2 separate regions of the Mus musculus genome follow, and region 2 is linked to region 1. Evidence: chromatin loops called from intact Hi-C (ENCODE). Cell type or tissue: left cerebral cortex. All regions are shown on one strand. Each heading gives the region's core, and the rest is flanking DNA. Links, peaks and the distances in the headings are about the cores only.

Region 1 (8,830 bases), core at 251-8,250:
AGTGATTGTCAGGGAGCACATTATGTATGATACAAAGTTAAGACAATAAAGTTTGTTTCTTTAAATTCACTGTAAAAACCTGAAGTTCCCACACATTCTGACAGTTCCCCGCCATTGGTGAATCACTGTCAAATCTTCCCATTTCTTCCTCAAGAGATCCCATCAAGCACAGCTTCCCTCTTGACAATATCAAGGCTGAAGACCAGTTGGACTTCGGTCTTGCCCTAGGCTGTACATTGTGAGGAACAGGCTCCAAAGAGGCTTCCTTCCAGTGTTCAGGAGATTGAGGGGGTGGAGACTTCCTCCTAAACCTCAGGAGATGAGGGTCTTCTACATCTTTCTGAAGAAGGCAGAGAATACTGTTTTCATCAGGCCCCAGTGCTTGGCATCCATCTCTACCATTCATCTCCTTTTCTGTGCTCTCTGCATCCAAGAACATGGGTTAGTCCCTTTCCATGTGCACAGGAGATGAGCCAGGCAGCGTTGTAAGCTGGCCTCTGTCCTGTGCTTACTCAAGGCTGTGCTCAGTTACAAAGGGGAGCTTACCTATGGGACAGTGCTGATCTTCACTCATCAGCTGAACTTAAGCTGATGATCTTACCTAGTGGGCCTGCTCCAGGCATGGAGTTCATCAAAAGAATATTCTTCAGTAGGAGACAGAAGCTGGAGAGATTGAAAGTGTGTATACTATGGCTGGAGTCAGGGATAGTTTCTATCATCAAGATGCAACTGTGTGAGTCCCCAGCTGAGAACCAAGTCACAGCATGCTGGCTCTGATTCCAGAATTGGGACCTACTATGTTAATATGCTGAGTTAATACTTTACAACACAGAGGTAGGCACAATAAACCCCTGTCAATCATACAGCAGAGACTGTCCTGGGGTGGGGCCAAGCCTTGCCTCCCTTCTCAGCACCCTAGTCACCTCCACCTTCCTCCTCCTTCATCTGTACTCTTAATCTTCCATCTTGTTTCTTGACAGATGTTCTCAAGCGATTTTTCTCAGCTTCAAATTCTGCCTCAGAAGGTGTCTACTCCAGAAGCTTCTCCCAGTTTCTCCATCAGGACTATCTCTACAAGTGCCAAAGCTTTACCAGTGCTTTTGTTAGATATTACATTTACCTAAACTCCAGGCCACGTGAGAGAGCTTCTTCTCTTTTATTAAAGCATATATGCTGTGATATGTCAAGGTGTAATAAAAGACAAACACAAATCCTTAAATCTTGGCTTAAAAATCAATAAATTTTTAAAAAATATTAATTTTTAAGATATAATTGCTTGATGTCAGTCTTCCATTTCCTCTTTCCAACTCTTCCCATAATCCCATCCTCTGCTCTCTCTCAAATTCATAGCTGCTATTTCTTTAATTGCTTTAAAAAGTTTTAAAGGTTTGTCTCGCTTTTCTTACGTGTTTGTGTGTGGGTATGTGCAGCTAAGTGTAGAGCCCAGAGAGGCTGGAAGGGGTGTCAGACTTCCTGGGACTCAAGCTAGAGTCAGTTTTGAGCCACTCCATATGAATGCTGGAAGCCAAACTTAGGTCCTCTGCGAAAGTAATACGTGCTCTTAACGGATGTGCCTTCTCTCTAGCCTCTTCCTTACTAAAATTTATTTTTGTGAGACTATTTCACATGAGATTTACTTGTGGAACACAATTTTAAGTGTGCAATATATCGACATTGCTTGTTTATATGAGGTTGTAAAAAGGAGCTCATAGCTTATCCATCTGGCTTGACTGGAAGTCGACACCCAGTGATGACACCTGGGATGGAGAGATAGCTCAGCAGTTAAGAACGCTTACTGTTTTTCCAGAGGAAAGGGTTTTAGTTCCCAGCACCCACATGACACAGGGCAGTTCACAACCATCAGTAGGTATGCATGTTGGTCACAGACATTCACACAGGCAAAACACTCATACACAGAAAATAAAAAGAATAAATGTAAACCAGAATATATCTACACATTTCTTTTTCACTCCACATGAATGTCCATGATGGTTAATCACAATTGTTAACTTGATTGGCTCTAGAATCACTTGGAAGATGAGCTGGGCATATGGCGATGTCCTTAGGAGATTATCTGATTAGTTTAATTTAGGTGGGAAGTACCCATCATGAGTAGCTCCCTTCCCTGTGCTAGAATCCTGGACAATATCAAAAGGAGAAGCTGAATTAAACATTAGCATTCAGTGCTTTCTGCTTTCTGATTGTGGAAGCAGTGTGACCAGATACCTCTGTAACTTCCCCACCATGATTGAATTGAACCTCAATGGGCCCAAATCAACTATTTCTCCTGTGAATTCTGCCAAGGTATTTTATTGTAGTAATAGGGAAAACAGCCAAGACACTGACATTCATTCCTCCAGTCTGTGAATTTGACTTTTCCAAAGATATTATTTGATATTTGCACTTTGCCTGGTTTAATTTCATTTGGCAATGTCCCCAGGGTTCCCCCTTGATGCCACAGAGACTTTTGAAGGCTAAAAGGCACTCCTGTGAGCATGCAGACAAGATGTGCTTATCCACTCATTGATCAATGTACGTTTTGGTTATTCCCACATCTTAGCTATTACAGTTGGTGTTACAGTAGACATAGAGGTTCGGGCATCTCTCCAGTTCCTGAGAATACTCTGGGATAAGTACCGAGCACTGGATTGCTGCCTTGCACGGCAGTTCTCTGAGTTCGTGACGACTCTTTATACTTGTCTCCATAGGCTCTGTGTCACTGTTCGTTCTCACTAAGTCTACAAGAATGCCATGTTCCTCACTGTCTGCACAGAACATGCCTTTCGGTACACTTCCTACTCTTGTCAAGTGTCTGTGATGGGTGGGTGCATTGGGGAACTTAGAGAAGCCCACATCTGAAACATTCCCTGCTTCCCAGCTGATCTTCTGTCTTTCCGAATCTTCCTCTATTGCATGCTGCTGCCTGCCTGATTCTGCTAACAGCCTGGCATGTAGCAAGCTCTGTTCAGTCCCACACTGGTGCTTTCAGTCTGTGCTACGCCTAGGTCTGCTTCCAGCCCTCCGTTCCACCTCCTCCCCATCTGTGACTACCCTCTCTGCACTGCACAAGTAGATCCCAAGTAACTAGAAAAAGAATGGATTCTTTTAAGTTTGACTCCTCTGAAGTTCCTAAGGTTAGGCACTCAGCAAATATTTTTGGGTTTGCACACAAAACTGAAAACTGCAGGTGCCAAACTCTCTCTGCTTATATTCCACATGCATTCCCCAAACAGCAGTGTCATTAGGAATTGGCATGGTTTGCTAGTTTATTACAGGCAGCATTAGCTCACTATTAGTATATTTACATTTGTGTTTATATAACGTGTGTGTGTGTGTGTGTGTGTGTATGTGTGTGTGCATGTGTATACATATTTGTCTATGTGTGTAGAGGCAAGTTGCTTCCCACCTTGAGTTTGGAGACAGCGTTTCTCCCTGTACCTTGAATTGACCAACCGCCCTGGCTGGCCAGGAAGCCCACTAGGATCCTCCTGAACAATCCCCCTAGCCTCCCATCAGGAAGGTTAAAAACATCATCAACAATATGCTTTACACATCACTTTGAAAATGAGCAAAGTAATTTCATTGACTGTTTTTCTTTTTTCTTTGAGAACATCCTCCTTCTCTACATGACTAACACTAAACTGAAAGTTGTAATTAGCAGTCAGGAAAGCATACGCTTTTAAAGTGATAGCAGATTAGATAGGGCTTTTCTAGAGATGTCATAAAACTTCTTCCCTTGAGGGTGGACATGGGTCTCACTGGTTGGTTATTGATACGGAAGTAATGCCATTGGGAAGGAAGTTATAGTTCAAGGTCCTTCCTGGCCTCAGGTTTTAAGCGAGCCACTTGCCATTGCTGCATGTATAAACTGACCAAGTTGAGTCTCCAAGTAGCCTGCCTAGTAGCTAATGCTTTGGGTTTTGTGAACAACCCCAAAGCTGAACTTGGCTGGAGTAGGATCCCAACCTGTCTTTAGCCACAGGGGTTCAGGGGTCAACGGCTGGGCAGATTCGTTGCTGGCATTGATGTTGCTGACATTGACATTGCTCAACCGTTGGTTATCAAGGGCCCTCAACACTGAGCGATAGCAATCATTTATCTCTGCTTCCTGACCATAGATGCAAGGTAACCAGATGTCCCGAATTCCTTCCATCACAACCATGAGGGACTGTACCCTCAAACAGTGAGCCCAAACAACCCCCCCCCCCGCTTTGCTTTTTTGGAGGGTCAGATAATTTGTCACACAAATGAGGAAAGCAACTAAGACTAAGACACTGGAGGATAATGAGCGGCCAGACTCCTTCATTGTAATGACCGCTCACTTGTGCTTCCCAACTCTTGTCTCAACTCCTGGGGAGCTGGGTCTGGCCTGCTTCTGTCCCTCAGGCTTTGTCTAGTACCCCAATGAGGATGAGAGCCCCTCTGTACACATTCCCATAGCTTCTTAAGAGTTAACATTTAAATTGGCAGAGGAAAGCTTCCTGAGAATTAGAAATGGAGTAGGCCCCTGGAGAGAGAGAAAAAATTGCCTGAGAACTTGGGGGTGGGGGTGGGGGTGGGGGCTTGGCATATCAGAGCAGGTCACTGGGGAGCAGCAGTGTGAACCATTGGGAAAATCCCTATTTCATTTCAAGTCCATTTCCCTAGAGAGAGGGCCACACTCATCTACCTGAGGGCTGTTATAACATACATAAAAAAAAATAAATAAATCATTTAATTTCTGAGCCTCAGCATGATTTCTCCCACCCCTAAAATAATCAGGACAGTGGTGCTGACCCCCGAGGCAGCTACCAGCCTTTGTGATACTGAAAAATCAAAACGCTCCTTGCAAAGGAGCCGCAAAGTTCTGATATTGTTAAGTCAGAAGCGGTATCACACATGCGTTTTCCTAACGTGACCCTTCCTTCGTAATTAATGCTGGGTCCAGCATTAGACAGAGGTTAACTCAGGATGACGCCTCCCTGGCCTCCCTGTCTTGCCCTGTTACAGTGACCGACAAACAGGTGAGGCCTGACTCTGAGATTTTTCACTTAACATTGTGATCTTGCTCTATTTTCTCATCTCCCCATCTTTAAAACTGGAATCATCCTATTGTGAACTCAACGGATTGTTACTGAAATTGGGTGAGGTAACATGGGCACCATCGTGGTGATGAACATGTTACGTCCCCGTTCTGTGTTGTCACATTCTCCAGCCATCTTGGAGAACTGATCTGACCTTCAGAGGTTTCTGGCCCGTCCTCACACAGTCCTTAATCTAGTCTCTACATTCTATTGATAAAACCAGGATTCCCTAGGGACTTCCAATACTTGCTTTAGCCTCCCCCACAAACCCAGGGAGGATGACCTTCAAAGTCTAGTCAAGAGTCCTCGCCAAACAGATTGTGTATCTTATGCAAATTACCAAGGAAGGATTGCGGTAGACATGGAGTCCGATTGGTGTTAGGTGAGAAGGTGCACTATGTTTCCCCAGGGAAGTTCTAATTCGGAGGCATGAGAGACCTAGGAAGCAGGGAGAGCTAGGGGGACTGAATAGATCTCATACCCAGGAACTGATGGGCTTTGTACCACCTGAAACCACAGGCAGGCTCAGTCTGTCTTTCAAAGTGAATGCTCCAGAGAAGAATGGCAGTGGTTTTAACCCAGGGAAGGGCCCTGTCTATGAGTTCTTGGTTTATCCATCTTTAAACACCCCACCAGCAGACATAAGACTGGAGGCTGAGCTGGACAGGAACCAGGGGCCACCGTCAGTCATACCCTGTCTATAAGCCAACTGCTTTGTTCTCTTTTTGACCTTTTAAAAATACATTTTAGTGTGTATATGTGTGTGTGTGTCTGTGTTTATGTTTGTGTAAATATGTGTATGCATGTCTGTGTGTGTATGTGAGTATATATATATTTGTGTGTGTGTGTGTGTGTGTGTGTGTGTGTGTGTGTGTGTATGTTGGGGGTTGTGCATGTGGACTGCCCAAGGATCCCAGAGGCATCTTCTCTCCTGAAGCTAGAGTTACAAGTGGCAGTGAGCTGCTCAATGTGGGTTTTAGGAACTGAATTTGGATCGTCTGCAAGAGCAGTAGGTATTCTTAACTCCGAGTCATCTTTCCAGCCCCCTCCCCCACTTCTTATTTCTTTGTTTCTCTCTTGCCCTTTTTCCTGAGACAGGATCTCATGTCGTTCAGGTTGGCCTCTGTCCAACTAACTCCAGAGCCCAGGCTGGCCTTGAGCTCCTGATTCTCCTGCCTTTATCTCCCTAATCTTTGGAATCACAGAGAAGCCCCTCTATGTTTGGTTGCTGATCACCCTTTGAAAGTCTGCAAAGAAGAATTCTTCAGCCACTGGCTCGAGAGGTTTGGAAACCTCAGATGTGCTGGCATTGGGGCCAGATGAGACTCAGTGGTGGGCACTGAGCTTCTTCTCCCGTGGCAGGGCGTCCAGCACATCCAGAGACACAAATGTTTCCCCTCATACAGGGAACTGAGATTTAGGTTCATTCAGATCAGACCTGAGATGAGAAGAGGAGCTAGAGGAGGGGACGAGGAGCTCTAAGGGCACGGGTCAGGGCACAGGAGAGGACATGGAATGTCTGGGCCATGAAAGCAGAAGAGGGCACTCTTTGGGCCAGAAGGGGATTAGGGGAGGGTGGTGGGAGGCAATCAACATGTACTCCATTTCATATAGATATAGACACACACACACACACACACACACACACACACACACACACACACACACACACACATATATATGCTTGAAAATATAATAGTGGAATTTACCTCTCTGCCCTACATACTTAAGCTTCTGGGTTTAACCTCCAATATAGGAACAAAACAGTACGAGCGCTCCCCTACCAGCCCATAGGTCTAGTGTGGCAGAATTGACCTAATTATTCTTTACTTTTTAAAAGTACCTTTTATTTACTTTCTTTTTAAAAGTATACTTTTGTACAGCCTGTTTTTGCCTGGGTTTCAACCTCCTTACACTTTAATAGCACTCTCTTGTCTATTTTATTTTCTTCTGTCTGCCACGCCTTCTTTATTTCCCCAGATCGCAGCCACTCTTATTCTTACATTTATTGACAACACTGGTAAACTTTTCGCATATCACAGTTATAAAAATGTATGTGCAGATGTAAATCACAGGCAGTATTTATTTAGACACTCATTTATTTCTTGAACCTGTACAGGCCAAGAAAAGCTCCGTGACAGGCACTGGGGAAGTGGTAAAACTTGGTCCTTTTCTTCTTACAACTCAGAATTGGCCTTGTGTTTCAGTGTTCCAAAGGCTGCAGTCTTTTGACCAGCAATTCTGACATCACCTGAGGTTTGTAACAAGTGAAAACTCTTGGGCTGAGGAGATGGCTCAGCAGGTAAAGGTACTTGCCGCCCAGCCTGAGGAACTGAGTTTACCCGGAGACCCACATGGTGGAAGGAGAGAACCAAATTCCCAAAGTTGTCCTCTGACCCCGCCATTTGTACTATGGCATAAGCATATGCGCAATAAAAGAAACAAAAGATAGCAAACTCTGCCTTCATTCCAGGCCTACTGATAGAAATTGCATCTTTGGAAGATTCTCTAGTATGGAAAAGTTTCAGAAGTGATGGCTAAGGATACAGTGAATAAGCATCAGAAACAGTAGATGCTGTAACACTGGACATTGGGAGTGAATGAATAGACCAAGTTGTTGAATATTTATTTGATGACCCCTTTCCCTTACAAAATTAAAAAATTCACTTGTGAGTTCAAGAGGATTACATCTTGTTCCATCCCCATTTTTTGTGTGTGTGTGTGGTGTGTACGTGCGTATGTGTCTATGTTATGGGTGCATATGAGTTTGTGTACATATATGTAGAGGTCAGAAGTCCCTATCATGTGACTCTCTCGATCACTCTCCACCTTAGTATTTGAGACAGAATCTCACTGAACCTGCACCTCATGGATTCAGCAAGACTTGCTGCCATCAAACTCCAGGGAGCCCCCTTCCTCATCTTCTCAGTGGTGAAGTACATTTCCATGCCTGCATGCCCAGCTTTGAATATGGGTGCTGGGATCCAAACACAGGTCACCAGGCTTTTGTGGCAGGGGATTTGCCCACTGAGCCAACTCTTCATCTCCCCAAATTCTATTCCTCTTGAGGAAATCTCCTACTAACTCGCTGGGTCCTGAGATCCTGTCTCCTCTTGTCATATTTCTGTGCTAACATTGATAGACTGAATTGTTCACAAACACAGTCAAATAAATTCGTGGGTTTTAGAAGATTGAGCAATGATGGAGCTGTTCGATTTTTGACAACATAGCTTTGATATATCCAGCACGGTGCTTTGTTTAGCTACCACTGAGGGGGGTCGGGGGCTTGCTTATTGTCTTCAGACCCACACGGCTTCATCATCGTTGACATCAACAGAAACCGAAAACTCACAGGGTGAATTGGAACAGAATTTTGCTCAGAATGGTTTTTCCTCTGTGGTTCAAGGTTATGGATGCATTTGCTCTTTGTGCCATTTTTTACGTCTATTATATGTGGAGAGCTGGGTGATTCTTGGCTCAGCCAACACTCCTAATTTAACTGCCCTTCATATCTGGTATGTAGTTAGACCGTTAGACTCAGCTGCTAAAAATGAACTAACAAAAACCCTAACTTTTCAAATTTTCTCCTCTCAGGCTATGCCTGTGCAACTCCAGCTTGCCTCCTGCATTAAGGCTAAAAGTCAATGAAGAACGTGTGTTCTGAATGCAAAATAAATTCCTTTATGTTCCCCACTACCTGTTATCTTCCCTCGAGGAAATACAACATGAGTCTAGAAGGTCAATTTAGATGAAAACCAACTCATCTT
Region 2 (8,830 bases), core at 548-8,547, 240 kb after region 1:
CACAGAGCACTGCCCTGGCAGATGGTGAAAGGAAGCAGGGGGTGGGGTGGCTCTATTTTGGGGTTTTGTTGTCCTGTCACTTTCATGTCAAAGAGGCTTTGGGTCGAGATATTTCCCAACTAAATTACAGAATCCCATCCAGGGCATTTTTACTTTCCACGTCCCTCATTGAGATAAGAACATTGGATTTTTCTGGTGAAGACTCTGGAGGGCATCTCCAAAGGAGCTTGTAACCGCAAACAATTAGATTGAACAAACAGTAATAGTTCCCATTTACTGGCTACTTACTGTGCTCCAGGTCTTATGCTAAGCACTTTCTAAGTTTATCTGCTTTGGTCCACACGACTTAAGAGGAATGTGTCATTACTGTTGCTTTACAAAATGAGAAACCAGGGCTTTGAGAGCTTAAGTCGCTTATAAAATCACCTGCGATCCAAAATTAGGGAAGCCAAAATCCTCACTCTTAACCATTATCCTACCCTGGGGGCATCTATGGCTTGTTATTATAGGCAGTTGGCTACCTAGTCCTATTATCATTGTCTACTCTCTAAGGGCTGAGGGTCTCCACAGTTGGTGTTGGCCTTTTGGGGGGTAGAGAAGGTAGAAAGTCAAAGGGGACAATAAAAGCCCATAAAAGGGGGGAGGGGCTGATGAAATAAAAGGAAAATAAATAATGTGTTACTGAAGGAATGATAAAAGGCCTCACAGGACAATAGTGGTATCTGAGAGGATGACAGATAGTATCAAAAGCACAATATTACCATTACTCCCCTATCCAGAACTGTTGAAGATTCTGAGCTGGTCTCCCCACACACCTCTATGGCATTTTGAGTCATGATTAGAGAATTATGCACGTTCTCTTTGCCATGAGATTTTTGTCAATCATCCCTACAGATTCAAGGATGTGACTTTACTTGAACCAATGCAATATTTAAGGTTGTGACACAAAGTAGAAAAAAATGTCAATTTATGATCAGGGTTAGCTCCAACTCCTGTGATCCTTCGCCAGATGTTCTGACCCCTGTGATTCTTCGCCAGATGTTCTGGCTTCCTGGACCTTTCTTTACTCCTGAGAGAGATACACAGCAGACACTTGTCTTTCTGGGAATCCAGACCATCCAGCTGAGGACAGGGGGAACTACAGTCAATTTGAGGTCAGTAATAGACTTTTAAGTCTTTGTTTTATGTAGCTGAGGCATTTGGTAAACACTGTCTATCACACATTAGTTTTATATCACTGCATCAGTTTGCATCAGTTTCCCACAGGGAATCTTGGTGACTTTAGAAAAGTAAAATCATATACTTATACTACTATTAATAACTATATAGTATTTAAAATTAATCTTAAATTCTTATCACCATGACAAAACTCTGCCTATCTCTTTGCTCAGCATGCTTTGGCTATATATTTTGCTTTTTGTTTATAGAATATGCAACTTTGCTCCCATGTTAAAGTCTGTATATTTGCTATTCTTTCCTTTCTGGGTTATTCTGGTCATTGGGTCTATAATGTCTACTGTGATAACCTCTATCCATATGTGGCTACTTAACATTAATAAGATTGAAAACTATTAAAGATTTAACTCTAGTAGTTATATTTCAAATGCTTAGTAAATGAGTGTAGTCAGTGGCTGTTTTAATAGACAGCACAATGCTGATTTATATCTCCCAGCGTTACAGAAGGTTCCATCCATCACAGTGCTGTAATGATTAATCTGACTGTCAGGTTGATAGGATCTAGAATCACTTAGGAGACAAGCCTCTGTGTGCATTCGTGATAGATTTCCTAGATTGTGCTGAGGTGGGGAGACCCATCTTGACTATGGGTGTCACAATCATGTGGGCTGGGGCTCTGGACTGGGTGAAAAGGAAACAACAAGCTGAGAGCTGACCTTTCTTTCTCTCTCCTTCCCTCTGCTTCCTGACTGTGGATATAATGTGACCAGCTGCCTCACACACCTGTTCCTATGGCTTTCTACAGATGGACTGGACCCCCAAACAATGGGCTAAGTTATTTCTTGTCAGGCATTTCTGACATAGAGACCAAGAAGGAAACAAATACAAAGACTCAGTCCAACTATCCCCTCTTCACAGAAGCCATACACAAACCATCCTTCTAAAATCTCTCTTTGAAGACATCCACCTGTTGTTTGTTTGTTTGTTTGTTTTTTAATGGACCTTGACAACTTCCTTCATCTCCCTCCTTGGGCACAGAGAAGCTTCCATTCTTGCCCCAAGCCACAGGAGATGGAGGCAAACACAAGAACCAAGCATGTGCAGCCCCTACCCTGCCTGTGCCTCCATCGGCTGAGTCAGAAGCATTTAAGAAGTATTTAAATTCATGGTTTCTATTTGTTCTGCAGCGTGTCCACCCTAAGAGCATTTGGGGCTTTGATGGGTTTTCTGCTGTGGTCCTAGGGCTGATGCAGAGTGGGTGGACAGTAAACGCCGCTGGACTGAATAAGTGGGTGGAGAGTTAGCAGGTGAAGAGAAGAACTCTCTCTGGGGAGGCAGTCACAGGAAGAGAAGCAATGTGAAAGCGGTTCGGAGATCTGCAGGCAGGACTGGGAGTGCATCTGCCTGAAGCACAGAGTAAGCAGAGCTTTAAGTCTGAAATAGGAAGAGAGAGACTGTACTAGAGAGGGGCCTGGACTCTGGGCTGATTTTTATCATAATGCAAGATGACTAGTCTTCGGTGACATTTTTCAGACAGAGAAGGTTCAAGACTAGAAACAGCAGAAAGGACACTGTCTGCCAGCTATGTGTCAGTGGAGCACAGTGTGGAGGAGCCGGGCAGAAGGTGGAAGCTAGAACCTTAGTAGCCAAGAAATGGAACTAGGGACCAGTTCAAGGGTCAGAGGAGCTGCAAGATGAACATGTGGCATGTGAGGGGTGGAGGGCTGAGAGACCTGAGGAGGCTGGGAGCCATTCCCGAGCACAGATGAATGGTACCCCAGCAATCAAAAGCGGAAGCGGCAGGTCAGAGCCACATTCTGCTTCCTTATCTAAGTATGGACGCTCGTTTCAGATATTAGATGTGGAGGATAGTATGCTGGACAATGGGGAGACATTGGGGAGGAAAGCAGCACACATTTTTGGGAGAAACACCAATAGCGATAGGCTAAACAAACACAGGCCTGTAAAGTTAATGTCCCTGGTAGGGGTGTGGAGACCACCCAACACCCATAGACTACAAGAAACAACGATGGAAGACTGGGCTTTGCCACTGAGAAATCCACATATAACCCAAGAGGAATTGGTTCACTAGGCCAGTCAGAGGAGAAGCCACATACCAAAGCGCTGAGAGTCATCTACCCCCAACCCCCATGTTGGTTCTTCTTGTCTGGTGTGAGGAGTCAGTGGAGAGCAGAGAGCTGGGAGATCATGTTCATTGCCATCTAGGAGGCTACAACACAAGAGAAGTGAGGGATGCAGGAGAAGTGAGGGGTACAGGAGAAGTGAGGGATGCAGGAGAAGTGAGGGATGCAGGAGAAGTGAGGGATGCAGGAGAAGTGAGGGGTACAGGAGAAGTGAGGGATGCAGGAGAAGTGAGGGATGCAGGAGAAGTGAGGGATGCAGGAGAAGTGAGGGATGCAGGAGAAGTGAGGGATGCAGGAGAAGTGAGGGATGCAGGAGAAGTGAGGGATGCAGGAGAAGTGAGGGATGCAGGAGAAGTGAGGGATGCAGGAGAAGTGAGGGATGCAGGAGAAGTGAGGGATGCAGGAGAAGTGAGGGATGCAGGAGAAGTGAGGGATGCAGGAGAAGTGAGGGATGCAGGAGAAGTGAGGGATGCAGGAGAAGTGAGGGATGCAGGAGAAGTGAGGGATGCAGAACTGGCTCCTCCTGTTTGCTCAGACTCTGCTCCAATTCAATGAACCTCAGTTAACAAATGGAACCCGGAACAGGAGGTGAGTTCTTCAACCTAACATTTCCTTCACACAAAGTTCAGACCTCAGTATCATTTTGTGATCGATCACATGCTTGGGAAGGGGTACCCAGAAGAATGTAGTTCTTCTTCTCTGAAAGAATGAATCATACACGCGTAGGCACACAGGAACCTCCTGCCATCCTGATAAGCAACTCTAGCATCTTCTAGAGCTAAGCCAGGAAGTGCAGCCAACCGCATCCCCTTTCTGTGAGGGATGCTTAGGAAGCCTCTGCTTGCATGTTCAGGGCTTCTGTACCTGTTGACTCGTCTGCTCAGGCAGAGGACCCAGAGTTAGGTACCTACAGCACCCATACTGGGTTACTCAGAATAACCTATAACTCCAGCTCCAGGGAATCTGATGCCCTCTTCTGACCTCAAGGGTATCTACATATATGTGGTATACATGCACACACGTACACATGTAAATAAAAATAAAATAATAAAAATAAATCAAAAATAAAATATTTTCTTTAATATGAGTATGTTTATTGTCCCCCTCTTTTGCTAGAATATCTAGTTTATAGAGACCAGGACCAGACTACCATTTTTCAGTGTTTCTTTTGTGACTAGTCAAGTGTTGAATCAAGTTGGTAGTTGCTTCTATCAGTGGGTTATTCTTGCAAAGCAAGGCAGCCCCTATTACATGATGTGCAATACTATGTAACCCCTGCAGCCTTGGCAGGTCCACAGGTTGCTGGGGCATGACCTCTCTGGGACTTGAGTGCATGAAATTTTTAGTCATCTCTGACACCTGTGCTCTCTTTCTCCCAGAACCAGCAGGCTCTACAGGCATGCTCTTCCATGGGTCTTGCTTGAGACAGATCTATGGACCGGCAAATATCCAGAGTAAGTCACACTAGCAGACACAACGTGAATGGATTAGTGACTTGGAGGAGAGAAAACTTGCCTAGCAATAATAATGGCATCTACTACGAAGCACATAAAAACTAATGACTTCATGCAGGCCTTACACAAGATCAACTGGCCTATGTGACTGCATCTCTTTCCAGCTACAAGAACCCCATGCTTGAGAATGACAGTACATTGTTAATTTGTGACCTGTGAAAGAAAGCCATGCCTCTCTTCCCTTGGATAAATACCAGCTTAGGATCTCAGTATGTTTAGCCCAAGTTAAAGCCTCTTTCCTGTGATCCTGGCTCTCCCTGGCCTCCCTTCTTCAGGCCCAGGGAAAGTTTTATTCCTGCCAAAGACTAAAGGAGATGGAACCAATTAGAAGATGGGACCATCTGGTGGTGTGGGCTTAGCCGATCTGGAGCCAAGATTCCCACTGGGACTGTGAAAGTGTTCGTGCATAGTAGATTGAGTGAGGAGAGCAGGGACTGTTCTGTCACTGGGAGAGTGTATAGGTGACAGATTCTTTAGACTTAACACACTTCAGAGGTCGCCTCAAGGGATGAGACACCGAGGCAAGTGTGACAGCGCTGGCTGTTCCAGCTATACTATGGGTCAATTTTGTTCCTGGTTGGGCAGGCATTATCAAACATCACGCATAGCTATCGCTCATGCATTGGCCTCTATTTCAAACCTCTGCCCTCCCTGGCCTCTGATCTTGTCTGAATTCTCTTTTAGAGACTCTTCCAGTTCAGGAAATGGACTCTCTCCTCTCTGAATTTTTCCTTCTTCGGAGATATGCTGTAGGAGGATGTCTGTCTTGTTTTGCTCTTGAGCATCTGACCTCCATTCTGTGGGTTATAACATATTGTGGGAAAGGATTGTCTCAGGAGTGTTGTGTGTAGTTTTTGCTAACCTGCTATAAGCTCTGAGTGGACCACACTTCCAGCCCCTACCTAGATTCTGTTGGATCCACGGATAAAAAAAAAAAATAACACACACACACACACACACACACACACACACACACACACACACACATACACTCACACCAGTTAATCTTAAAATGCCTTTGCTAACTCAATGACTGGGCACTCCTAAACCTCCCCTGCCACCCTAGACATAATTGGATAGAGTGACCATTGGCCACTCCAACCAAAAACTCATATGGCTGGTTGGCTTTATCTCTTTCTCCTCCTCCTCCTCCTCCTCCCCCTCCCCCTCCTCCTCCTCCTCCTCCTCCTCCTCCTCCTCCTCCTCCTCCTCCCCCTCCTCCTCCCCTAGTTCTCTCGATTCTCCTTGTGCCCTCCTGTGCAATTCTAAGTGTCCCGCTCCATCCTCAGTCATTGGTTGCTGGTTTCTTTATTAGTCAATTAAGAACCAGTTGAGGACTAGGACCTTTGCAGCAGAACCACCCCCTACACAGGTGTTATGACCAAGGATCGGGCAGGGTGATTAGGTGAAAGCAGATGTGTTCAGGATGGTACGACTGTGGACAGGGTAGTGATCATTTGTCCCCTTACCCTCCAAGAATGATCACTGGTCTACATTTAGGGCAATCACAAAACCGTAACACCCTGGTTACTTCACACATTCAAAAATGAGCTTGTGACCAGGTTTTTGTACAATGACACCAGTGCCAGGATTTTGTATTGTCGATGGGAAAGGAAAGCACCTCCACCACTGGAATTTGAGGACCAGCGGGAGGTGGTAGTGTTTTTGGACTGATATGTATCAACTGTGTCTGACTACAACATGAAGCCTAAAGATCCAGAGGCCATGACTCTGTCTTAGTGCCAATTCAAGTCCTTGAATCCAGAGACAAACTGAAACAAAAACTATTCAGATAAATGTTTGGTTTTTTTTTTTAAACCACTTGTCATCATGGAGCCTTCACTGTCCCCTGCACAAACAGTGTTGTCCTTTGTCTCTCCAAACGAGGATTTTCTTTAGTCCACTCTTACAGACTGAACCACTTGAGAAGAGTTCTGGATTAGCAGTGCTAACATATTGGGGCCTGGGATAAACTTAGCCTAGCAGTTTCAATTTTTTTCCATCCTGCAAAGGGATCCATTCATAGATAATGACCACCCTCACAGGAAGACATTAAAGATTAATTAGTCACATTGTATCCATGGTATGTTTATGTTAATGGATAAGAAGCCTGGGTAATTATAACACCCTGCCTTTGCCCAGCACTTTTGATTCTTCAAAGCCCTTTCAGATGAGTAATGGCAGTGGCTTGCTCTAATGACCCTTAGACTCCGCTTTCAGCATCCCATACTGTATATCTGGAAGATAACTAGACTCAGAAGTTCATTCTGCAAGTATTTGTCAGCACCAGCATCCAACAAGTTATCAGAATTCTGATTTATTATGTTTAAGCTCATTGCAAATAGTTCTATTGACCTTATTGCTCACAAAATCAGAGTAAAAGTTTTTAAAAATAAAGTAAGGCTAGTGAGCTGGCTCAGAAGTTAAAGGCACTTGCTCCCAATCCAACCCCCTGAGTTTGGGCCCCAGGATCCATAAAGTGGAAGGAGAGGACCAACTCCTTCAAGTTGTCCTCTAACTGCTACAAGTGTGTGCACGCACACATGCAAGAAAAATAAATACATGTAGTTTTAAACTATTAAACAAATATTAGACAAAAAAATCCTCCATTTAAGAAGAATTTACTTTAAAAATGCTTTAAAGATAATCAAGTTCTTAAGAAGAAAAAGGAAGGCTATGAATATAATACCCAATGAAAGGAGGCAGCGTGTGTAAGGCCATTTAAGGCAATTCAAGCGTGTGTGTAAGGACGTACAGAGGATCCTTTAGGAAGCTGTCTGTAAGAATGAGGGTGTAACACTCAGGAGTAGCCTGGCTGCTACTGCAAATACAAAAGCCATGTTATAAAGCAGCAAACACACCTGACAAGTCTCAGTTGATATGTTCACAAAAAAAAAAAGATAGGAAATTTATGTTTTGTATTGTAATTCCACAAAATTTAATTTTGTTTAGTGTCTCTGTTCCCACGGCTTTCTGTAAAGTGCAGTGTTTGAAGTACATAAAATAAAAGACAATATCAGAAGATCTCCCTTATCCTAAGCGTTCTACTTGATGCGGACACTGAAACATGCCCAGCTGTTCGGTGACGATTTCACCACCCTCTTCATTCGTGGCAGTTCTGCCTGTAACCTCGAGAGTCTTGAACCTCCAATGGTCTTGGGCTTTGCTGAACTTTGAGGGTGACTGACTATGACATACCAAAGTACACTGAGAGAGCCATTGTTGTTAGAAAGAATTGTCCAGTAACTCCTTAACCAAGCTAGCAGGAAGTACAACGAGCTGCTTAAGTGCACAGGGCATGTGACCAGACAACCTACAGTGTTGCAGGCAGTGACGCAGGCAATAAGGCCTGCCATCATACCTTGGAAGGTATCTGCAGACGGACTACAGGATAAGGAGAGCACACCCAACACGTAGCTGTCGAGGAACCAAATTGGAAATGCTCAGCCTGCTGTACCTCAACTGACAGCCTCTCGCTTATCTCTGAAGGGAAGTCTTTCCTTATGTCTCTGGAGTGGGAAGAAGGTGTGAATACCCCTGACATGTAGCCCTCCCCATGATGCCCAAATATGTTTGATGTTATCTCCATGGTCTCTTGAATGCAGCTGAGGTCCCAAAACAGACCATCAACGTTTTCAACAAAGCAGATGAAGTTCACACATCTACAGCCAAGCCAGAATGTAGTGATATTTTATTTAAAAAAAAAATAGAGCTTTCAGAGGATAAGAGTGCTGGCTGTACAATCGTGACCTTAGTATAGAACCTAGTATCCTTTGGGCATGTCAATGCATGAACCTGTACTCTAGTGCTGTGGGAGACAGACACAGGAGAAGAGCTGGACCATCAGCTTAGTTTACGGTTCAGTGAGAGTCACCGTCTCAAGGGACTAAGATGGAGAATGATAGAGAAGGCTTTCCAATGTGCTTCCTTCTTCTCTGCTGATGGGCATACATGTGTGTGCACCTGAGTGCCTGTACATGCTCAAGCACACACACA

Evidence for each region. A loop is a pair of places that touch in the nucleus more often than their neighbours do. Peaks named below come from ENCODE experiments on the same cell type or tissue, not always from the same donor. Only the 100,000 strongest peaks of a DNase experiment are listed, where the experiment ranks them.
Region 2: a loop joins it to region 1, with 2.6 times the contacts of the local background. A loop is called at or near these places in 2 of 42 quality-filtered maps.

Annotation. Positions count from the first base shown.
Region 1 is chr11:57,265,914-57,274,743 of GRCm38, reverse strand. The region is part of intron 11 of Gria1 (glutamate receptor, ionotropic, AMPA1 (alpha 1)); the gene reads right to left. Among named protein-coding and RNA genes, the nearest start is that of Fam114a2, 250 kb to the left of the region's middle. In left cerebral cortex, for the core only: no CTCF peak of the experiment used is centred there; DNase peaks (open chromatin) are centred at 2,932, 3,424, 3,846, 6,091 and 1 more place; H3K27ac peaks cover 3,414 bases.
Region 2 is chr11:57,026,998-57,035,827 of GRCm38, reverse strand. All of the region lies in intron 2 of Gria1 (glutamate receptor, ionotropic, AMPA1 (alpha 1)), which reads right to left. Among named protein-coding and RNA genes, the nearest start is that of Gria1, 20 kb to the right of the region's middle. In left cerebral cortex, for the core only: no CTCF peak of the experiment used is centred there; DNase peaks (open chromatin) are centred at 2,583, 4,069 and 5,185; H3K27ac peaks cover 920 bases.